Linked DNA regions of Homo sapiens: region 2 is linked to region 1. Evidence: read pairs that join two places in POLR2A ChIA-PET (ENCODE). Cell type or tissue: MCF 10A. All regions are shown on one strand. Links, peaks and the distances in the headings refer to the core of each region. The heading gives the core; the rest is flanking DNA. Region 1 overlaps ENOX1 (ecto-NOX disulfide-thiol exchanger 1). Region 2 overlaps ENOX1 (ecto-NOX disulfide-thiol exchanger 1).

The links. Peaks named below come from ENCODE experiments on the same cell type or tissue, not always from the same donor. Only the 100,000 strongest peaks of a DNase experiment are listed, where the experiment ranks them.
Region 2: POLR2A ChIA-PET joins it to region 1 with 6 read pairs; 1 of 35 experiments calls an interaction of 5 or more read pairs at or near these places.

The regions. Positions count from the first base shown.
Region 1 is chr13:43,314,804-43,320,187 of GRCh38, reverse strand. The region is part of intron 11 of ENOX1 (ecto-NOX disulfide-thiol exchanger 1); the gene reads left to right. Among named protein-coding and RNA genes, the nearest start is that of ENOX1-AS2, 130 kb to the left of the region's middle. RefSeq lists an enhancer at 3,005-3,084. In MCF 10A, for the core only: no CTCF peak of the experiment used is centred there; a DNase peak (open chromatin) is centred at 2,987.
Region 2 is chr13:43,229,795-43,235,178 of GRCh38, reverse strand. All of the region lies in intron 15 of ENOX1 (ecto-NOX disulfide-thiol exchanger 1), which reads left to right. Among named protein-coding and RNA genes, the nearest start is that of LINC00400, 120 kb to the right of the region's middle. In MCF 10A, for the core only: no CTCF peak of the experiment used is centred there; a DNase peak (open chromatin) is centred at 2,118.

The DNA.
Region 1 (5,384 bases), core at 187-5,186:
GAAAGGAAGGCAACTAACCTTTTTTATTCCACGGGGCCCTGAAGATCTGGCCCAAAGGCAGGCAGTTGTTTTTCTTTCAGCCCTGCATATTTGGGGACACAGCCTGACAGCAAGAATTCCCATCTGGTCTTTTGTTCAAACCTCAGACAAATCCCTGCTAACTGTTGCTTGAAGCAGGAGGATGGAGGCCATAGCCCGAGGGAAACACCTTCCAGCGGTATCTTCTTGGGTGACACATCCCTTGTTTTTAGGTACACATTTGCATCTGCCAGTCACCTACATAGGAGCAGTCCTCTCAAAATGTAGCACTCTAATTCACTAACAGGGGAATTGCCAGTGCTGTAATGGAAGTGAAATTCTCCATGCTGTAAGGAATCCCCTGCCAATTTCCTCTCTGCTTAAACAGTGGGATTTTGCTTCAGACCTCCTGGGTAGTAGCTGACCCAGGAATTCTTGGAAATTCCAGAAGAGAATATCCTTCAGTTGTCACCTGCCTGTGCCGGGAGGAGGTGCTGAGGCTGCACCCACTGCAGGGCGCTCTGTCTGTGGTCCCCCAGGGCCAGCTTTGCTTGTCATCTCCATACTAAGACAAAAAGTACCCTGTAATGGGTTTTATTTTGGGGGGCAGGGAAGAGATGGAAATAATTGACTTGTTTGGTTTTTAGGAAAGGCACAATTTATTGTGTAAGGACTTATATGATACCTTGGGTTTACTTTTTAAAAAATAATCAAAATGTTTCAATATATCTCTGCTTTTTGGTTATGAAGAATATTTCATTGTACTTTTCTTTTTACCATATATAATAATTTGCAATATGTCTTTGGCTATAATTCTGCAGTATCTACAATAGAATTCTGGGTGGGGTGTTCACTCTTCTTGATCAGTTGAATCTTAAAGGGGAAAAGGAGTTCACTGGAGCAAAACTAAGATGCTGATAAAAATGAAAATCAATTTTGTTAATAAATTCAAAAATAATGACAGATTTATTGAAGCATTCATTCTAGAAGATCGGCATCCTGCTCTGAAGCCTGTGAAGATAATTTTTGATAAAAATTCAAATTTATTGTTGTTTAGTCTGCCTCCTACTGAAATGAAGCCAGACTTTAAAATCCAGATCTGTTCTTCCTTTTTCTCTTTCTCTCTCTCTTCCTCCCTCCCTCTCTCTCCCTCTCTCCTTCTCCCTTACCCTTTTCCACTCCCTTCCTCCCTCTCTCCCTCCAGGTTGACTCTGTGGGGCGGGATAGCGTTCGCAAGAAATAAAAAGGAGAAAGGAAAGAGGAAGGCTGTCCTAGATTGTAAGGCCTCAGATGGCAAAACCCGATACGTTTTAGTATTGTGAGAGTTAATAAGTCAATGCATGCAAGGCACTTCTGACTTTACTTACAGTGTTGAGCATCTAGTAAGTACTCAATAAATGTTAACTCTGCTTGTTATCTTAGTCATCCTCCAACACGTGGCCCTGGGCCTTTCCCCAAGTACGTAATCAATAAAAGTCTGTGGACTTCAATTCATATTCCCCTTCTTCTGATCTTAATGTTTTCGATGCCTTTGTCCCAGAAGTTGATAGGAGGATGATAACCCTGAGAACATTTGCTCTAATTAAATTGAAATGGCAAGTATTAAAGAGGCATGTTCAAACAAAATGTTCAGAACTTTATACGTACAAAATTCAGTGTCACATGGCGAACAGGCCATGGCCCAGAGAGCTTTAACCCAGCACTGTTTTGATTATCTACATTTTGTATGTCCAAGGTGCTGTGGACCCAGGGCACACAGAGTTAGTTAGATACAGGGTACCCAGTTCTCTAGGGTGTAAGACTCATTTGAAAAAAGTGTTTTCAGTTAAAAATATTAGGGATGTCCTAAAGCTGGTAAATTAAATTTATTATAAACCAAAATGAACATCACTACATAGTGTATGTACCTCACCCAATATTTGATGAGTGTACTTTGAACACAAATGTTAGAAGAGTAAAACTAAAAAGTCCCTTGCTCAGTAGACAATCATTATGCCTTTCCATAATACACAAACAAATGTTTTTGGATTTTAACTGCATTTCATTTAAACTCTGAGCTCCTTATAGGAGCAGACACTCTAAATTATGAAGAGTGTTTTTCTGAGCTGTCAATTTTTCATGAAAATTCACCATAACATAGGTACAAAGGAATTTTTTTTTTTTTTGAGACGGAGTCTTGCTCTGTCACCCAGGCTGGAGTGCAGTGGCATGATCTTGGCTCACTGCGAGCTCTGCCTCCCGGGTTCACGCCATTCTCCTGCCTCAGCCTCCCGAGTAGCTAGGACTACAGGCACCCGCCACCACGCCTGGCTAATTTTTTGTATTTTTAGTAGAGACGGGGTTTCACCGTGTTAGCCAGGATGGTCTCGATCTCCTGACTTAGTGAGCCGCTCACCTCGGCCTCCCAAAGTGTTGGGATTACAGGCATGAGCCACCACGCCTGGCCCGGAATTTTTTTTTTTTAATTTCACTAAGAATTCAAACAAGGACTTTCCAAATCTTTCAGCCACTAAATCAAATTAGGAACTCATAATTAGGTTTGGTTGGAACTAGCAGTATCAGCCTATCTGAATAGTTATATATGTAGCTGGAAGATTTATGTTAAAAAAAAAATAAGTAATAAAAATAATAATAATAGGGCTCTCTGACCATCCCATTGATTTCTTTGAATAGCAGGACAACCTATTTTTTCTGATTAAGTATTTTCTGGGTGGTAGTACTTCTGAAAGATCCTTAAAAATGCCCATCAGGAAGATTATAATCAGGCACAAGCTTAAGAAGAGGCTCACTGTTACCCCATCACCAGCCAGGCACAGAAGAAGGAGAGGGTTACTAAATACCAGACCAGGGTGCAGCAGCTGACTGAAGGGGCCAACTGCAAGGGGCTCTGTCATTCACACTGGTAGAAACTTCCTTTTAGGAAGCACTGAATGTAACTGAAAGCAGGCTCACCCGAGATTGGCTCAGAACTTGGCAGAGGGACAAGAGAATTCAGACACTGAAAGTGAGATGGCTCAGTCTGAGGCCACATGCCAGGATCTGAGCTCCGGGCGCCAGCAGACCCCAAGGGCAGGGGTGTCTGTGTTGAGTGGAAGCATAGAAGGATAAGCTGTTTTCACATGTAATGACAGCCGAGGGCACCATCTCCTGAAAGAGAAATAGACCAGTGGGGTGTGTCCATCACTGACCACTGAATTAAAGACAAGCATTTTCTCTTCTGGGAACCCAAGGGGGCCAAACAAGGAAATGTGATGAATCAGAACTAATGTGGCTTAAAGATGATAAAAGAAATCTTGCAAGGTGGGCTGAGTAGCCTGCTTTCTTCCTAAACTCTAAACAGAGTTTCATTTGCAAAGGAGCCAAGGCTTTCCTGTTTCTTTCCTTTTTTTTTTTTTCTTTTAATCTTGCTAATCTTGCCCAAGGAATTCAAATAAATATTTATTTTGGGTGGATTTTTAAGTTCCCTAATTTCATGTGCAGTTACAATTCCCTTTCCGTAATGGATATGCTTCTGAAAAGTGTAGAATTTTTTTTTTTTTTGTAAATTGCTTCACCTTTTAAATGCAGGAAAACAGATGCTATTTAAATTGATCCTGTAGCAGAAGATTCCATTTCAATGGAAGCACTCCTTCTGCCCAACCAGACTGTGTTTGTTTTGTAAATTCACACTTGGAGCCTAAACTGTCTTTAAGCTTAGCCCCTTTATAATCCTATTTTTATGTAGCACCTATCAATGCCATGATTCTTGACATCTCTCTCATATGTGCACAAACTTTCCATAATCTGGTATTTTATGTAAGATTAATCTGTGTTGCTGACATTGGTGTCTACAGGACCAAGGACTTTCCCTAATACTCTTAACTACTCAACTGTGCCACACCTCGGTGAAATTCAGCTGAGGCCTAGCTGAAGTTCTTAAACAATCCATACCTGTTTGATCCTAGCTTAGACCTGGGTGGGGTCTCCACAAAGTTTCCTGCATGACAGCCCAGCATGTTCCCAGCTCCTGTCAGGCCCTGGCTTCTTGCTTAGTGCTATGAGTCCCTTGAGCCTGGTGGAGGGCTTGAGCTGATGGGCAGTTGGCAGGGAGAGGAGGAGAATGAGGACATGAGCAACCAATCTTCACAAAGGGAGAGCCACTGACGCCTTGACCTGGGAAAGGTTAAGACGCATGACCAGGGAGTAGTACAGGGTCACTGCACCGCCGCCTGTGTGCAGCCCAAAGTGCCCTGATGCTTATTGACTGCCAGGAACACCATTATCTACATTACAGTTTATTATGTGTTCTGGGCATTTCATTCCGGTAAGGTTTGATGCAGGATCATTACATAGGAGAGTGGATTTAATCCTGTTTCTGTAGCAGGCTTGAAGGACACTGAGGGAATATTTATGTAATAAGATGCAAAGTTGCTATGGAAAGTACTATAGCAACCTAACGTCTTAGCAGAGCCAAGCAGCCACTTGTAACAGCAATCCAAATTTACATTTATTTTAGTGTCATTTTATCGACACTCTTAGTATCTCATTCTGACAGGATGTTAAAATATGTTTTCAGCTTGCGTTTGAGCAAAATTAACACAGTGTTGTTGGAATTTAAGTGCGGTTTGCACAACTTCTAGAAAAAATCAGGATATTTTTTGAAGGAGTTTAGATGACAGAATCTGGGCAACTTTGTAAGCTTTTTATTGTTGTTGTTCTTTCCTAAACACAGGAGAGAATTCTTCAGTAGAATTTATTCCTGATTTTCCGTTTTCATTTATAAGCAATACTCAGGAATCTCTGATTTTGAAAAACGGATTACCCTTTACAACATCGATGAATTTTGTCAAATGCTCACCTGTGATTCTAGCAGATGCTCATAGAAAACACTTTCAGTAGGTCACCTCATTGCGCTCTAGCAGCATGTAACATTTTAAAAAATGAAAGTTGTTTTTTGAATAAAAATAATACCTGGTCATTTTTGAAAACCTAACAACTAAGAATAATGAATAAAGAAGAAAACAAAATTGTGTTATAACATTACAGAAGAATGTTTTGGCTTCTAATTTTTTTCTTTTGCACAGTTAACTACATAAGTATTTTTCCGTGTATTTTTTAAGGCTCAGGAATAAAATTCTACATGATTTTGGTTTCAGACAAGAGTCCTTGTGTAACAAGCAAGCCTTTGTTAAAAGTTTTCTTTTTATATATTAATGGAATAGAAAATAGAGAACAAATAAGTTTGTATTCTTCCTGGATCATAGGCTCTTTCCTGTGGACCTTTGAGAGATGAAGCTAAAATCTTTGAGGTGGTCAGAGTAGATTCCTGAGGTTATTAAAAGCATGGTAACTGGGCCAGACCTTCCAAAGGCATCTTTTAGGTCCCT
Region 2 (5,384 bases), core at 242-5,241, 85 kb after region 1:
TCCAGGAACCCAAAACGAACCCATATGTAGTTGGTAACTGGATTTTTCTTCTATTGGAAAACATGTCCAAGTCTGACAACTGTTTCTCTGTCACTCAGTGTGACCAAGGTGTGATTTTTCCCTATAATGCTTTTAGGGTATGAACAAAGCAATTAATGATCTGCAGTAAACTTTTCCCTCTTTAAGTAGGAAGAATTCTGTCCACTTGAAGGTTAAAAAAATGGGAACCAGTCTCTATTTTTTTATTTCCTTCCTTTCACTAGAGATAGCTGCTTCTTTTATGTTTTAATTGGAGAACACAGTTCATTTAAAATGTTTTCTAAGTAGTTATTAGGTTTTATTTATATATGTATACACATACATGTACTTTTTTCAGTTGGCTACTTCAAATATTTTTAAATGATGTGCTTTATATGCAGTACATTAATGGGAGTAGGTAGGAAGATTACATTTATAACATGCTATGCCTGCTGATGTCTTTGGTATCACAAAAAACTATATAAAATTAGTTAAATCAAGTGTGTTAGAAAGAAAAATATTAGTCAGGATCTCCAATAAAAAGCATATACAACCAATTCTAAATTTTCCAAGACTTTTCCCCTCACTGTTGGTCTTTTGAACTAGTTTACTAATATTAGCATTTGAAGTTAGGAGTAGAGCAAAAGAGAAACAGGGGGTGACACTTATTTTGAATCAATATATGAGAACATTTAGGTAGAAGGGAGGCCAGAGACTTAAGTGATTAAAATAAACTTAGGAGTTTAACTTTCCCTTCAGTTATCCATTACCTTGCTACCTTTCTCAATATTTTATTTTATTATTCTTAATGACAGTTTGGCAACAGATGTGATTTCCTTGCCAAACCCACTTCCAAAACATCTATATACTTCTACTCTTTTGTATAATCCTCCAAAAGAGGATAATCCTCCAAAAGAATGCCACAATGGGAAAGAGTTTCCAAGACCAGCAAAATGGATCCTGCCAAAAGCTGCAGTTTCTGCCTGCCACTAAATGATCCTATCTACTCATTGAGTTTGGTCATTCATACTTTGTAGATACCTGAATCTTGCGTCCATAAAGAGCTCCCCTGAAGCTTCTGGAATCTAGATACAGACTGTGGTAGGGACAAAACTGCTCTGGATCAGAATAGAGAAAAAGGATTTCCTGGTGCTGGGGCTACACTTTTCTGAAGAATTCTCATGCACTGAATGATTCTAGGAGCCCTCTGGCCTTCTGGTACATCTGGAGCAGTCATAAATACTCTTTGCAATTCCCCCTGAAATCTTCCCTTGGAATAATTAAGTCAGTAGAGAGGACACAAAAGTCATGCTCTAGGCCAGCCTAGAAGGCCAAGGACACAGCAGAAAATCTCCCACAACTTGGAAACATTAATTGGCAAAATCTTCATCATATCTGCATGCTTATAGTGTATGCTGTATGCCAATATAGTCAGATGATCAGTGCCCTCTTGGGGCACATAAATGTTATATAAGAAACGCACACTGGCAGAAAGCATTCCCTGGAAGAGAAAGGGAGTGAGAAAAAAGCTCTTCAAATGGATTCCATCTACAGAAAGAATAAAACTGAGGCTAGAACTTCCTAAACAATGAGCAATTCTAGTTACATATAATTATTTGTGACACTGATTTATCTGGGCAAAAGGGTGTATTCTGCCCAGACATTCTTATGACTATTGTATAAAACTAGAGTCTTTATTTCAAGGCATAAAGTTGATATTTATTAGAGAGGATCCGTGGGATTTCATTGACATAATTTGGAATTTTGCAGATCTGGATCCTGAGTATTATTAGAGTTCGACCATTCTGATGGACTTTCTTCTTGACAATTAATGGGTCTTCCAATTCAACTAAAGAAGACAGGCCCCTGGAAAATACTTTATTTTTGTGATTTCTGGGTTATTCATTTTGTAATCAATTTTTGTGGAGACAGGTTGACATATAATTGGACCTTAGAGAATTCTGTTTTTATGGGGGCATTGCAGGGTAGCATTTTGTTTCATAATGCTATAGTAACCACACATAAGGTCAGCTTGACATTGCTCAATGTCTATGCCAGAACTAGTTTATTTCACATATGGCCTGCATGTTGGATTGGCATACACTGAAGTTGTTTGGGATAGAATGAGTCATTACTTTTGATTTGGGGCCAAAGTTTGGGAGCTGTGTTTGGCTGGATATTGTTATAAAGGAAAAATGGATCAAATTTTTTTTATTGACAAGCTAATAGTTCTGCAGAGAGCTGAGAGTATAACTCTCTGGGTCCGTATCACTCTATATTCTCTTGCTTTTTATAATAATTCCAACACAATAGATTTCAATCCCAGCAGCTCTGATTGACGCCCTGTTGATGCTAGTCATTGTAAATACTATCCAGATGTAGTCAAAAACTTCTCCACAACTTTTAACTGTAACAAAGCAGCTTTTCTCTAAAACCTCCCTGGTCCCCTGAGAACTGTCCTCAGGTTGACAATGATTGGGCAAACTTTCTTACATATCCTGAGTCCTCTGCAGATCAGGACATACACATCATTTCCATCACAGTCACCATCTCACACGTGCACAAAACCAGACTATACCAGAAGCAGAAGGCTCCTCCTAATGTGGGTATAAAGAAACAGCTGAGTAGAATATGGAAAAATATTTTTAAAGAAGGTTAAGCAATAATTTTTGGTGATTTCAGTGAATAAAGTTGAGGCTATATTTAGGCTGTACCTGAGAAAAGTAATCTTGGGAGTATGTTCCTCTCTGAAAACTACTGACCATAAAGAATGAGTCATTGACCTAAATCTTGTTTCCAAGGCACAAATGTCCATATCAATAAATCAACAAACATTTATCAAGAGCCTACGATAAGAATAATCCGTCTTCATTGTGGAAAAGAATTATCTAGGCAGCCTATTTATAAGGCAGAATCTTTAGCCCCACACACAGGTGTGGTGGCTCACGCCTATAATCCTAGCACCTTGGGAGGCCAAGGCAGGAGGATCACTTGAGCTCAGGAGTTCAAGACCAGCCTAGGCAATATAGTGAGACTCCCATCTCTACAAAAAAAAAAAAAAAAAAAAGTTAGCTGGGCATGGTGGCATGCACCTGTAGTCCCAACTACTTGGGGGGCTGAGGTGGAAGGATCTCTTGAGCCCACGAGCATCAGGCTGCAGTGAGCTGTGAGCAGCACCACTGCACAACTGCCTGGGTGATAGAGTGAGACCCTGTCAAAAAAGAAAAAAAAGAAAGTGATCCTGTTCATTGCAATACTAATATCTGAGAGGATGCTAAAGCAGGCATATCTGGTACTATGTTTTGAGAAACGCTGGCCTGATTTATGCTATCCCATGCATTAACTGATGGTGGAAAGATGATCTCCCCTCAAGAAGTTCATAGATAATGAGAAAGAATGCAGTTAATTACAATGAACTGTGGTTCGTAGTAAAATCAGAGACACAGAGAAGGAGCTACTTATGCTACAGATGCCTTGTCAGAAGAAAGGACAGCTGAGCTAGTCCTAAAGGATGAAGAGGTTTTCACTGGATGGATAAAGAAGTTGTTAAGGGCATTTCAGGTACCAGGAACAATTTACTACTAAGAGGTTCAAATACAGTCTGAGGGGTTTAATCGAAAAAATAAGACAGACAAATATTACAACACAAAACTAACTAACCAACCATACAAGATTAGGTTTTGTACTCACCAAGTAAGCGGAATAAACTTTTTTGGAAAATTAAAGCTTTTTGGAATCCCAAGGCACTGAGAAGCATCAGCCCAAACCACAAGTGTTTGATCGGTTTCCTACAGTTTCTCTCCACTTCCCATATACGCTTCATCACTCTGCAGCTGCCCACAGACAACTGTCCCCTCAGGGCTTACTAGGAGACCCAGATTTTGCATGGCTTTTTTTCCTGCTGATTCTCCAACATCCGTGGACCATTTATATGGGTGTCAACATGAAACAAGACTATTTCAGGCTGGTTTATGGTCAGGCCTCTGGTAATTCCCAGCAAGATGTGACTGTGTCTAGAGACACAGCTGTTCATCTGCAGAGCCAAGGTCTCTGGAAAGCCCCAAGGTGCTCCTCTATCCCAGTGAGCTGATGGGCCCCAGGGTCTTTTGAAGCTTCCTAGGAGACTATCAACCAGTGTAGGTGTAGAGAAAGCAAATCTCAGCCAGAACTTTAGAACCTGACACAGAGAGTTTGGAATGAAAACTCCAAGCAGCCTGGGGGTAGTGGGGAGTATATTCTGGCAATATTCCATTTCTCATTCCACTCAAAGAGAATAATGTGCTGACCAAACTGAATGCACAAAGTGATAGTTTATTCTCATCGGGTAACCAATATAATTAAACTATAACAGGGCTAACCCATCCCACTCCCATCTTTTGTATAAGGATGCAAAGGAGAAACCATAATACCTAATGATCTCTAAGCAGCCCTGAGCGGTGGGGGAGGGGGAGTGGTCCTAAATATTTGTGGATTGAGGCATTTCATCCACCGGGTAATCTAAGGCAAATCACTTATCCAAACCACTGTGGTAAGTGTGTAAGCCCTCATACTGCATAAAATTAGGAAGTTTGATTAGATGGTCCTTTTCAACTCAATTCTCTGTAATGTATGAGGACTATTATGAAAGCTGCATTACCCCTTAGTGATCTTGTATGTAAGTGGAGCATCATGTGCATCAATATATAAACATGAACTCTACTATCTTGTACCTTTGCAACAAACGAGAAGGAAAATCTGTCTTGACACCATGACCCCTTTCCAGCAACAGTCCATTTCCTGCCCCTGTCCAAAGCAGGATTCCTCCAACGCACTATGCTCACAGTCACCATTCCCTCCTCCCCTCTCTCTCCAGCCTCCTCCAGTCTGACTTGCATCCTCACACCAAAACCATTCTTTTCCACATCACCAGAGAATTTTATGTCACCAATTTCTCAACTCCCTCTACCTGGCAGCTACTTTACGTGGTTGACTACTCACATCTGGAAATACTTCTCTCCGCCATCATGATGCCACACTTTCTTATTGATTAAACCCTCTCAGAGTCCTCTGATGAGTTTTCCTCAGCTTACCTCTAAATTTTGGGCTTCTCCAGCCTTCAGTCTTGAGGCCTCTTCTCTACCTAGGTAATCTCAATGAATACTTTGGCTTCAAATCCCTTTTTGTTGCCATTGCAAATGTATACCATCTCCAGCTGCCATTTAATATTCTTCACTTAGATGCTAATGCACATCTCAAATTTAATGAGGACAAAACAGAACTCCCGATTCCCCTTTTTCCTGCCCTAATGTGCTCCTTCCCCAATATTCTCATCTGAGAAAATAGTCCCACCCAGTTGCTCAAGTGAAAAACTGTTTACTCATCTTTCA